2 separate regions of the Homo sapiens genome follow, and region 1 is linked to region 2. Evidence: chromatin loops called from intact Hi-C (ENCODE). Cell type or tissue: endothelial cell of umbilical vein. All regions are shown on one strand. Each heading gives the region's core, and the rest is flanking DNA. Links, peaks and the distances in the headings are about the cores only.

Evidence for each region. Hi-C counts contacts between places; a loop is a spot of excess contacts. Peaks named below come from ENCODE experiments on the same cell type or tissue, not always from the same donor. Only the 100,000 strongest peaks of a DNase experiment are listed, where the experiment ranks them.
Region 1: a loop joins it to region 2, with 5 times the contacts of the local background. A loop is called at or near these places in 35 of 110 quality-filtered maps.

What each region holds. Positions count from the first base shown.
Region 1 is chr16:27,311,358-27,316,727 of GRCh38, reverse strand. It overlaps IL4R (interleukin 4 receptor), which reads right to left and starts at 2,754. Exons shown (of 11, transcript NM_000418.4): 1 at 2,708-2,754. RefSeq lists silencers at 2,014-2,063, 2,504-2,713, 2,734-3,033 and enhancers at 2,811-3,541, 4,364-5,370. In endothelial cell of umbilical vein, for the core only: no CTCF peak of the experiment used is centred there; DNase peaks (open chromatin) are centred at 767, 1,297, 2,177 and 3,237; H3K4me3 peaks cover 2,500 bases; H3K27ac peaks cover 3,381 bases.
Region 2 is chr16:27,365,562-27,370,931 of GRCh38, reverse strand. No RefSeq gene overlaps it. Among named protein-coding and RNA genes, the nearest start is that of IL21R, 34 kb to the left of the region's middle. RefSeq lists a silencer at 918-1,118 and enhancers at 3,132-3,211, 3,242-3,301, 4,675-5,370. In endothelial cell of umbilical vein, for the core only: a CTCF peak has its summit at 2,659 (motif pointing right); DNase peaks (open chromatin) are centred at 2,711 and 3,221; H3K27ac peaks cover 1,847 bases.

The sequences.
Region 1 (5,370 bases), core at 137-5,136, 54 kb after region 2:
TGGGTGATCTGGCTCAAGTCCATACTGTCACTCCCCAGCTATACGTTTTGACAGGTAACAACAGACATATACATTGATTGTGGACCCACTGGGTGTTGGACATTGTGTGAAGTAGCTTATAAAACATGTCATCAACCCTCAAGAAAGTTCACTTTTACAAATGTGAGGAAGAACAGTACTTAGGCGGCTTCTGTCCTGGCCTCACTCCCAGGTACCAGTGAGGGCAGTCGAGAGGTGGGGCATCTAATCCCAAACGCTCTCCTCCATCGTCCCAGATGGGGTGGGTGGAAGAGGGCAGGGAGATGGGGGAGGTAGAAAAGGTTCTCTCTTCTCATGTATTTATGTATTTGTTTATTTTGAGACAGAGTCTCGCTCTGTCACCCAGGCTACAGTGCAGTGGCACAATCATAGTTCACTGCAGCCTTGACCACCTGGGCTCAAGCCATCCTCCCACCTCAGCCTCCCAAATAGCTGGGGCTAGAGGCACCTGCTACCACGCCTGGCTAAGTTTTTAAATTTTTTTTGTAGGAACAGGATCTCACTATGTTGCCCAGGCTGGTCTCAAACTCCTGGGTTCAAGCGATCCTCTCTCAGCCTCCCAAAGTGCTGGGATTACAGGTGTGAGTCACTGCGCCCAGCTTGTCACTTCTTTGACAATTCATTTCAGCTCCTTTTTGAACTGGGAGCATTAGAAAACTGAACACCCCCACCCTTGCCCTGGGCATTTTGCAACCGGGATTGTATTGTATTAAACATATCAGTCATTGAGTCACTTCCTAGCATTTGGAAACCCTTAGGTTATCTCGGACCTGCCGGTAACTGCATGTGTTGTAAATGGGGTGAGTGACTGCAGGTTTTCCTCCCTGCTGCCTCCCCAGCGTCTCCCTCCAGATTCAGATCCAGAGGCCCAGGGTGGGGCCCAGGAATCTGCATTGTTGCTTTTACAACTCAAGCCAAGGTGAATACACTGGCCCAAGTTCCTTGGCATGGCATTCAAGGCTTTCCACAATGCAGCCCAGCCCAACTTTCCATCCATCTCTGGCTTCTGCTTACTCCCTAGGTTCTGTACACAGTGCCCTTTCACACTTCCCAGCCTCCGCCCACTCTGTGCCTCCCTTTACCTCCCATCCTCTACCTGCCAGACTCCCCTGCTCTACTCACAAGGCTAGCTCAGGGTCCCTGGGTGCTGGGAAGCCTGGCCCAGTGACCTTTGAAGAGCTGATCCCCTCTGGCTTGTGGTCCTGCAGCCGCTGGTGCATCCGCACCCTCCCAGCCCTCACGTCTGTCTTCCTGCAGAGGGGGTGCTCCTTGAGGCAAGCACCAGTGCCCAGAACACCACCCAGGGCCTCGCAGGAGCTGAATGAGTGCTAGTGAGTGAATGAGTGGCTTAGCAGGTCACCTCCCATTCATGGGCTGGGCTAGCCGAGTTCTAAGAAACCCCTGCAGGACCCTGGAATGCCCTAATGTGCAGGACACCCTGGCCAAACCTACACCTGAGCCTGTTTCCCCATTGGACTTTGGGATTTTGATAAAGGCACTGAGGTCCCAGCAAATGCCTTGGGCTCCTCATAGGCTACTGGGGGCAGGGAAGTGCAGTGGGTCATGCCTCCCAGAGGGCTGGGGAAGGGGAGAGACTAGAACTGGAGCAGGGTTAGCGCTGGCCTGGGGGCATTCCTTGAACCCCAGAAGCAGACAAACTAGTGGTCCCCTATCTTGCTTAAGTCTAAGAAATCCAGATTTTGTTTAAAAAAAAAATCAGGGCTCAGTGGCTCACACCTGTCATCCCAGCATTTTGGGAGGCCGAGGTGGGAGGATCACTTGAGGCCAGCCTGGACAACATAGTGAGACACCATCTTTATAAAATAAATTTTTAAAAATAAAATAAAGATCAGATTCCTGGGTTTACTGAATCTGAATCTCAGGGCAAGGACCTGGGAATCTGCATTTTAAGCAAATCTCCCGGAGATTCTGGTTATTGTGGGGGCTCCTCAAACGTGATTGAGAGATGGAGAGCAGCTGGCTCTGGCGTGGGATTGCCTGGGCTCTAGTCCTGCTGCCCCACGGACTCCCAAGTGGGCGGCACCTTAGGGCAAGTTACTAAAGCGGCTGGGGTCTTGGTGACCTCATCTGTACAATGTCCATGACGCACAGCACCGGCCACAGAGAAGTTAGTGGGAGGTTTCACTTGGCATCCTTTCAGTAAAACAAGTCCCAGTCAATGATCGCGATTATTGGGTCCATCTGATATTCGGAGGCGGAGACCGCCCCGATTCACTGACCTACTACTCAAATTTACAGTTCTCAGAACTTTCCCCACCCTTTCTCTCTCCGAAGTCCTCACTGACTTCCTGAGCGCAGGGCTGGGCGCCACTGCCCGGAGAAGAGGGGCTGCGTGGCCTCCGACAGCCTAACCCCAAGCCCCCCACCCCCGCAGGCCGTCCCGGCGGAGGTCTCACTGCCAGCACCGGCTTTGGGGAGCGCTGGGTGTCCACGTACCCCGGGCCTCGCGCCTCCGCTGCCGTTCGGCGGCAAGGACGGAACCGGGCGCTGCTCCGCGCGCACCGAGAGTCGCGGGCTCGGGCCCCGCTCGGAGTCGGGGTGGTCCCCGTGGTCCCCGCCGGCGGCCGAGCCCTTCCCGAACGCCCTCAGCCGGCGTGCCCGGGCGATACCTTCGCAACCCGATCCGCGCGCGGGCCCCGGATCCTACCTGCGCGCCCCTGCTCCATTCGCCGTCCGGGCGCCCAAGCGGGAAGTGGGGGACCCCTGGGTGGCCCTTCCCTGGCCCGCGCCGCGCGGGGCTTTCCTGGGCGCGGAGACCCAGCCCGCCCCGGCTTCCTGCTCCCCGCCCCGGCGCCCGGCAGATTTGCATGCGCCGCCCCGCCCGGCGCGCCCGGCCCGGGTCCCGGCCACCTCGCGCCCCTGTCGCTGTCCCCGCCGCCGCCGCCGGACAGTCCGAGCCGCCGTCCTCTCCTGGGGGCGACCCCAGCACCTCGCTGGGTGTCTTGCCGCGCGCTTCCTCCCACGCCGTAGCCCGAGGTCACGCCCAGCGGAGAACTCTGCAGTGGATCCCCTTGGTCTCGGAATAAAACGCCCACGCCGACCAGGCCTCCAGGACCTGCTCCTGCCTGGCCTCCGCGGCCTCTTTTGCGCCGGGGCAGTTGCGTTTGGTGGGGGAGGGCTGGGCGACTGGAATCCTCCTCCCCTTCCTAACAGCCCGGCTTCCAAGTGAGAGTGGTTGCACATTCTTCAATAAATGTTTACCCAACTCCTACTCCAGCCACATTTGGATAGTAAAACAGCCCTTCAATCAGTAACTAGTACAATCTGTCGGGCACTGCAAATGTTAACTCGTTCAATCCTGGCAACTACCCTATAAGGGAGTGATACTATCACCGGTTTTACAAATCAGGAAACTGAGGCACAGAGTCCTTAAGAAATTCAAAATGGGTTGGGCAAAGTGGCTCATGCCTGTAATCCCAGCACTTTGGGAAGCTGAGGCGGGAGGATCACTTGAACCCCATAGTTCGAGACCAGCCTGGGCAACCCTGTTAGCGAGACCCCTATCTACAAAAATTGACATTTATAAAATTTTAAAAAAGAAAAGAAAGAAACTCAGAATCACTCTGCAGGTAAGCAGGAGCAGGGGTGGAGCTGGGATTCGAACACAGGCCCCATAGACCATTAACGTCTGGACACCATAAGAACCCGGATGCAGCCAGATGACTGGGGGGAAAACACTCAACAAAGTATTTCAGGTCAGGAGGGCCCAAGAAGAAAGTAGGGACCTCTTAGACCAGTGGGGCAGGTGGTCTGGAAGAGGCTTTTTGAGTAGAGGCCATTTGAGCTGAGACTCTGAAGAGCCTATGGGGGAAGACTTGTGTAGGGAGAGGGAAGAGCTAGTGCAAAGGCCCTGTGGGAACCAGCTCAGCCTGCAGGAGGAATTGCTGAAGGCCGGCATGGCTGTGGAGCCCTGAGTGAGGAAAGAGCGGAGACAGGGGAGGTGGGAGATATTTGGACTCACACTGGGCAGTGCTGAGAACCCAGAGAGTAATTTGACCCCCTGCTGCCCTCAAGGAGCTCTCAGTTTGAGGGTGGAAGCCAAGGACTGCCCAATGGGATCAAGTGCTGTGGTGGAGGGTGAGGGTTGGCTTCCCAGGGCAGGGGCCACTGCACGTCAATCATTCTTTTTTTTTTTTTGAAGATGGGGTCTCATTCCATTGCCTAGGCTGGAGTGCAGTGGGTGATCTCAGCTCACTGCAACCTCCACTTCCTGAGTTCAAGCAATTCTCCTGCCTCAGCCTCCTGAGTAGCTGGAATTACAAGCGTGCACCACCACGTCCGGCTCATTTTTGTATTTTTAGTAGACATGAGGTTTCACTATGTTGGCCAGGCTGGTATCAAACTCCTGACCTCAGGTGATCTGCCTGCCTCTGCCTCCCGAAGTGCTGGGATTACAGGTGTGAGCCACCACGCCTGGCCCATATGTCAATCATTCTTTCATGTACTTGGTCTGTCTTGGTCCTACTGTGTGTCTAACCTTGTGACAAGCGCTGATGACGCAGACCTGAAGACATGAAACAGACACAATCCCTGCCCTCTGAGACCTTACAACCAAGTGAGCAAGACAGCCACCAACCCACCCCCGGAAGTGACAGTAAAGATAAGTCAGTTCCCTGGGGTCAGGGATGGCTTCCTGGAGGAGGTGACCTCTGACCAGTGCCTGAATCAATGCAGAAAAACATGCAGGTGGAAGGGACAGCATGAGCAAATACCTGGAGGTGGCGTGGGAGTGTGGAAAAACTCCCATCCTTCGGCATCTGTTTGTGGATGCCTCCATATGCCAAGTCGTGAGCTGGGGGCTAGGGAGAGCAAGAAATAGATCCAGCCCCTGCTTCCTAGCCCTGAGGACCTGGTTGGGGCACTGACAAGTGAGCAGACGTAAGCAATTGAAGTGAACAGATGTAAGCAATTGAGTGTAATAAACCCCGTACTGGGGGCAGCCCAGGCAGACGCTAAGAGGACTAGGGAGAGAAGGCCACAGGAAGGGCTTTCCTGGAAGCTTGGGTTTCAGGAGGAATAGGAATCCTCTGGATTAGGTGTGACTTCCACTCCCGTCCACACTCATACTCCCTCACACTCATTACTCACACATCCGCACACCCACACGGTTGATGCTTCATCCCAGGCAGTTCAGCCCTGCAAGCTGCCTTTGTCCTGTCTGTGTTTCTGAGTTTGTGCCCCATGTCATCGGGAGACGACAGCAAAAGTCTACCTTTGAAGTCCTTTGGGAATGTATGGCTTGGGCTATATCCCCTCCTGGACTCCCAAACTGGGCTCCCATCCTGTTTTCCCAGTCAAGTCATCCTTCGT
Region 2 (5,370 bases), core at 172-5,171:
TGACTTTTCCAGTTTCAAGTGGTCACCTGCATTCCTTAGCCCATGGCCCTTCCCTCCATCTTCAAAGCCAGCAGCATAATATTTTGAAATCTCTCTCTGACTTGGCTTCTCCTGCATCTCTCACTTATGAAGATCCTTGGGATTATATTGGGCCTGTCTGGATAATTAAGGATAATCTCCCTCTACATCTCAGGTTCAGTTGATTAGCAACCCTGCTTCCATCTGTAACCTTAATCCCCCCCTTGCCATGTAATGTAACATGTTCACAGGTTCCAGGGATTGGGACATGGACATCTTGGGGGGTTCATTATTGTACCTACTACAATTTTTAAGGTTGCTTTATGACTGCAAAAGAAAACTCACAGTGGTTTAAAGAAAAGCACACTTACAGTTTATTTAAGAATTTAAGGTTGGTTTGATCACTTGGTGATGTAATCAAAGCCCCAGGCAGGCCTTCTTCTTCTTCCACTCCACCATATTCAGAATGCCTCCTTTCATCTCCAGGCTTGTCTCCTCATGATTGCAAAAGCACCATCCAAAGCAGAAAGGAAGGTGGCAAAGGAGCCTTCTCCTCCATGCTGCTTTTTGATTAGGAAGGAGAACTGCTGACTTGCTCTGTGGTTCCATGGCAGAGAGGAAGGTCAGGCAGCCCAGCTATGTTGACCAACTCAAGCTAAATTTGCTGCTAGAAATCAGGAAATCATGGATGGTGGTGGAAGGGGGAGGATGCGTAGGGCCTGGTGTGCCCAGGGCAGAGCAGCAGGTGGCCAAGAGCCTGTCCCAGGAAATGCCAGTTCCTGGGTGGGATCACGCTAAGGTGGGTCATCAGTATATAGGAGTGGTGGTTCAGGGCAGCCAGAATCAGAGATCAGCCTATAGCTGGGATCAAAGATCCATCTGTGGTGAGGGTCAGGGGTCAGCATGTGGCTGGGGCCAGCCTGCAACCAGGATCATGAGTAAGTCAGTAACATGGGTCGGGACTCAGTTCCTGGCTTGAGTCAGAGCTGTTCTGTGGCTGAGGACAGGAGGTGGACTGTGGCCAGGATCAGAAGTCAGTCTGTGGCTGGATCAGGGTCATTCTGTGGTTGGAGTCAGATATCATAATGGAGTTGGGATCAATCAGTTTAGTCTTCTCTGTCTGTCTTTCTCTCTGCATCTCTGCTTCTCTCTGTCTCATTCTCCTTTGCTGTAAACACCTGTTGGAAGCTCAGCAACTTGGGTCCATGGGGAAGAGGGAAGTTGAGTCTGGGCAAGGTCCTATAAGTCCCGGTATGGAAGAACATAAGGGAAAAAGAGAAAAATGTCAGGAATATAAAGATATTCCCTAGAAAAATGTCAGGAATATAAATATATGTATGTATGATGAGAAATGAATGATATAAAACCGCAAATACGCAAACACTGACTCTGCATGTAAACAACACACAGAAGTGGCACAAACAGATACAAACACAAGTGGGTTGAATGATGGGATTGGGACAATTTTTTGTCCTGGATTACTGTTGCTCCATTCTGCCCTTTTTGTAATAAAGTCAAATTAAATTTAGAATGTCATTATTTCCTCTAATTATGTTTTATACCCTCACCTCCCACAAAATCCACAGACATATTCAGTGTAATATTAAGGATAATGTTAGCAGACTAGGCATGGTGGCTCACATCTGTAATCCTAGCACTTTGGGAGGCCGAGGTGGATGGATTGCTTGAACCCTAGGAGTCTGGGACTAGCCTAGGCAACATAGTGATTCCCTGTCTCTACAAAAAATTAAAAAACAAATTAGCCAGGCTTAGTGGTGTGTGCACCTGTGGTCACAGCTACTTGAGAGGCTGAAGTGGGAGAATCACATGAGCCCAGGTGTTCAAGGCTGCAGTGAGCCGGGATTGGGCCACTGCGCTCCAGCCTGGGTGACAGAGAAAGACCCTGTCTCAAAAAAAAAAAAAAAAGAAGAAGAAGAAGAATGTTAGCAAATACTTTTAAGGCATTAACTATTTGCAGGCATAGTTCTTTTTTTTTGAGACAGAGTCCCACTTGTTGCCCAGGCTGGAGTGCAGTGGCACAATCTCCGCTTGCTGCAACCTCTGCCTCCTGGGTTCAGGCAATTCTCCTGCCTCATCCTCCCGAGTAGCTGGGATTACAGGCACCCGCCACCATGTCTGGCTGATTTTTGTATTTTTAATAGAGACAGGGTTTCACCATGTTGGCCAGGCTGGTCTCAAACGCCTACCTCAGGCAATCTGCCCACCTTGGCCTCCCATAGTGCTGGGATTACAGGCGTGAGCCACTGTGCCCAGCCGCAGGCATAGTTCTAAGGACCTCACAGGTACTAACATATTTAATTCTCACAATAGCTACATGAGGCAGATATTATAATGATTCCCATTTTACAGATAACGAATCAAGCACAGAGAGGTTACACGCTGGCCTGGCGCCACACAGCATATCTAATGGACATTAGGCTCTTTTGTCTGGTGCTGGGGGAATTTCTGGAAAATGCAGAGATGGAAGAGAGGTGGGATCGGGGCAGGGCGGGTGGGGAATCTCCCAGGCCAAGTTTTCTGGGCACGGCCTGGACCTGGAGCTGCTGGGATGGAGCAGGTGCTGATGCTGATGTGGTCACCAGAGGGCAGCAGGGACCAGGGAGCTGACTTCCTCTTCACACCCCCTCCACCCGGGGCGGTGCCCCTGACTTGTCAATAAACGTCGTGGAAACAGGTGGGATTTGGTGGAAGAACTGACACGGTCCCGCCACCATCACAGGCAAGTTAAGCTTGAGAGCAGCCTGGTGTCACCTGGCCTCCACCCACCACGTCATCTGCTGCTCACCCCACCACTGTGGCGTGCAGAGTACTGCTCTTGTGTGCCTTTTACCAAGGAGGAAATTTAGGCCCAGAGTGGGCAAACACTTTTCCCATGGTCACACAGCTTGGAATTGGAAAGGCTGGACCTAACCAGGCAGGGTGAGCGCAGAGCCCTTGTTCCTCTGAGTCTCTGTTCTGAGCTGGAACCAGGGAAGATGATGAGCCCATGGTATATACAGGGCGGTTAGCTAGGACTCTGGTTTGAAGCCTGGCTATGCCACTCGGTAACAGCACATCGTGGGCAAGTCCCATGCAGCCTCATCGGCTGCCGGGAGGATCCAGTGACGTCAGGCCTCCCTCGTGGTGGGAGCTCAAACACTTGCTGGGTTTTTTGTTTTTTCGGTGTTTTGCTTTTTGTTTTTTAATTAATAACTTTCGTGGGAAAAATAAAGTCAGAAAGGTTGTTCAACCGGATGTTCACGGAGATACTACGCCTTCAAAAACAAGCGCTCATTTCGTGATCGCCCACACAGTGCCAGATGCTGGGGCGGGGATGGGATTTCCGGTGGTTTTTCTTCACTTTCCTCTTTATATCTTCAGGCTTTCTCTGAATAGGAAAAGGTCTGCACGTGCTGATAGAGTAATCAGAAAAATGCAATAAGCCACTTTTTGTAAAAAAAAAAAAAAAATTCAGATGCACTCACTGCCTTCCTCCCCCCTTTCCCCCTCCCCTCATCCCCCACAAATTCTGTGTAAAGGCAGGGCTGAGGGAGTACCCCCAAATCAACATCTCTGAAAGCTCCCCCGCAGGGGCCCAGGCCACTCAGCCCACTCTGGCGCTGCTACCCAGGGGCGTCCCCTCCTGCCCTCTGGTCCAGCCCCGGAGGCTGAAACTCCCGCAGCCGGCATCTCACTGGGCCTATGACCCTGGACTTTTCCTACTTCCTGCAGGGTGGGGGCCAGCCTGAGTTGGGCCCACCTGATCCACCAGGTCTTCTCATCCCTCTGTAGCTTCCCAAAGCCCAGCCAGTTCAGTAATAGTTGCTGAGGCCAACAACTTGGATTTCTTTTGCCTAAGATCCTTTGTTGGGCTCCCAGTCCCATTGCATCTCTAGCAGTCAAATATATTTTCTATTTGCTGCCTAATTTTTAAATTAGATTTCTCTGAGACAATGCTCAGGCAAAGTGGATTCGAGCCGACATCTGCGTAGGTGTCAGGATGACATAAGCTGATATATCACGGCGGCTGGGAGCTCTTAGGTCAGACCCGGGTTCAAATCCTGGCTCCAGGATTTCCTAGCTGTGTGGTTCTAGGCTAATCCTCAACCTCTCTGGACCTGTTTCCTTATCTGTAAAATTGGGATAATCATTGAGCCTCCCAACTAGAGCTGTTTGGAGACGTAAATGACACAGTGGCTGGACGGCACTTAGCATATTGCTTGGCCCTAAACAGATAACTATTTTTATTTAAAATTATATTTTATTATAAAGAGCTTTTGGAGGCAAGAAGTCCAGAAGGCTAGTTCAGGCTCTGCCATTCTCTGGGTGACTTTGGGCAAGTCCCTTTTCCTCTCTAAAACTGTTTCTCCATCTGTAAACTGTGTGATTTGGGCAGCTAAAGGGATTGATTTTGGCTTAGAACAAGGTTTTTTTTGTTTTTTTTTTTTTTTCCTGAGACAGGGTCTCACTCTGTCATCCAAGCTGGAGTGCAATGGCACAATCTCAGCTCACTGCAACCTCCGCGTCCCAGGTTGAAGCAATTCTACCAACTCAGCCTCCCAAGTAGCTGAGATTACAGGCACCCACCACCACACCCGGCTAATTTTTTATTTTTTGGTAGAGATAGGGTTTCACCATATTGGCCAGGCTGGTCTTGAACTCCTCACCTCAAGTGATACACCCGCCTCAGCCTCCCAAATTGCTGGGATTACAGCCATGAGCCATCATGCCTGGCGCAAGGAGGTGTTTCTAACAAACATCAGGCTGCATGTGAGGTAGAGAGCTCCCCATCATTTCCAGTGTAGTATGTAGGCTCCTAGAGCAGGAAGGAATCTAAAATGGCCAAGCCCCTCAAGTGTGAAATCAGGGCAGCTACTCAGAGAAGCAAAAGTGATACAGACATAGGAGCTTCAGGTTCCCAGCCTTCCCATCTAAGGCCCACACCATCCCTCTGCCTGCCTCGGATGTGAAGCGCAGATCACTACAGAGAGCCTGGGTGATGGAGACACTGTCTGGATTCCACTATAGATCTGTTGCTAACTAGCTGTGTGACCTTGGCAGTGTATCATCAGCCACTGTTGGTGTCCTGTTCCTGTCTTCTTGGTGTGCCAGAGTCTCTCAACACCTCCAACTCTCAGTTGAAGAATTTTTTTTTTCCTGGAGTAGCTGGAAGTGCTGGAGAATTAATGCTCCTGGAAGCAGCTCTCAGCCAATGACAGATGGGAGCTGGTGGACAAATACCCCAGCTCCCTCTCCTTTGCAGGCATAACTGGGCATGTGCCATGCATGGTCTTCCAGAGATCCCCGGCAGGTAAGCATCAGTTACTCATGCTGGTAATCTGTTGAATAACT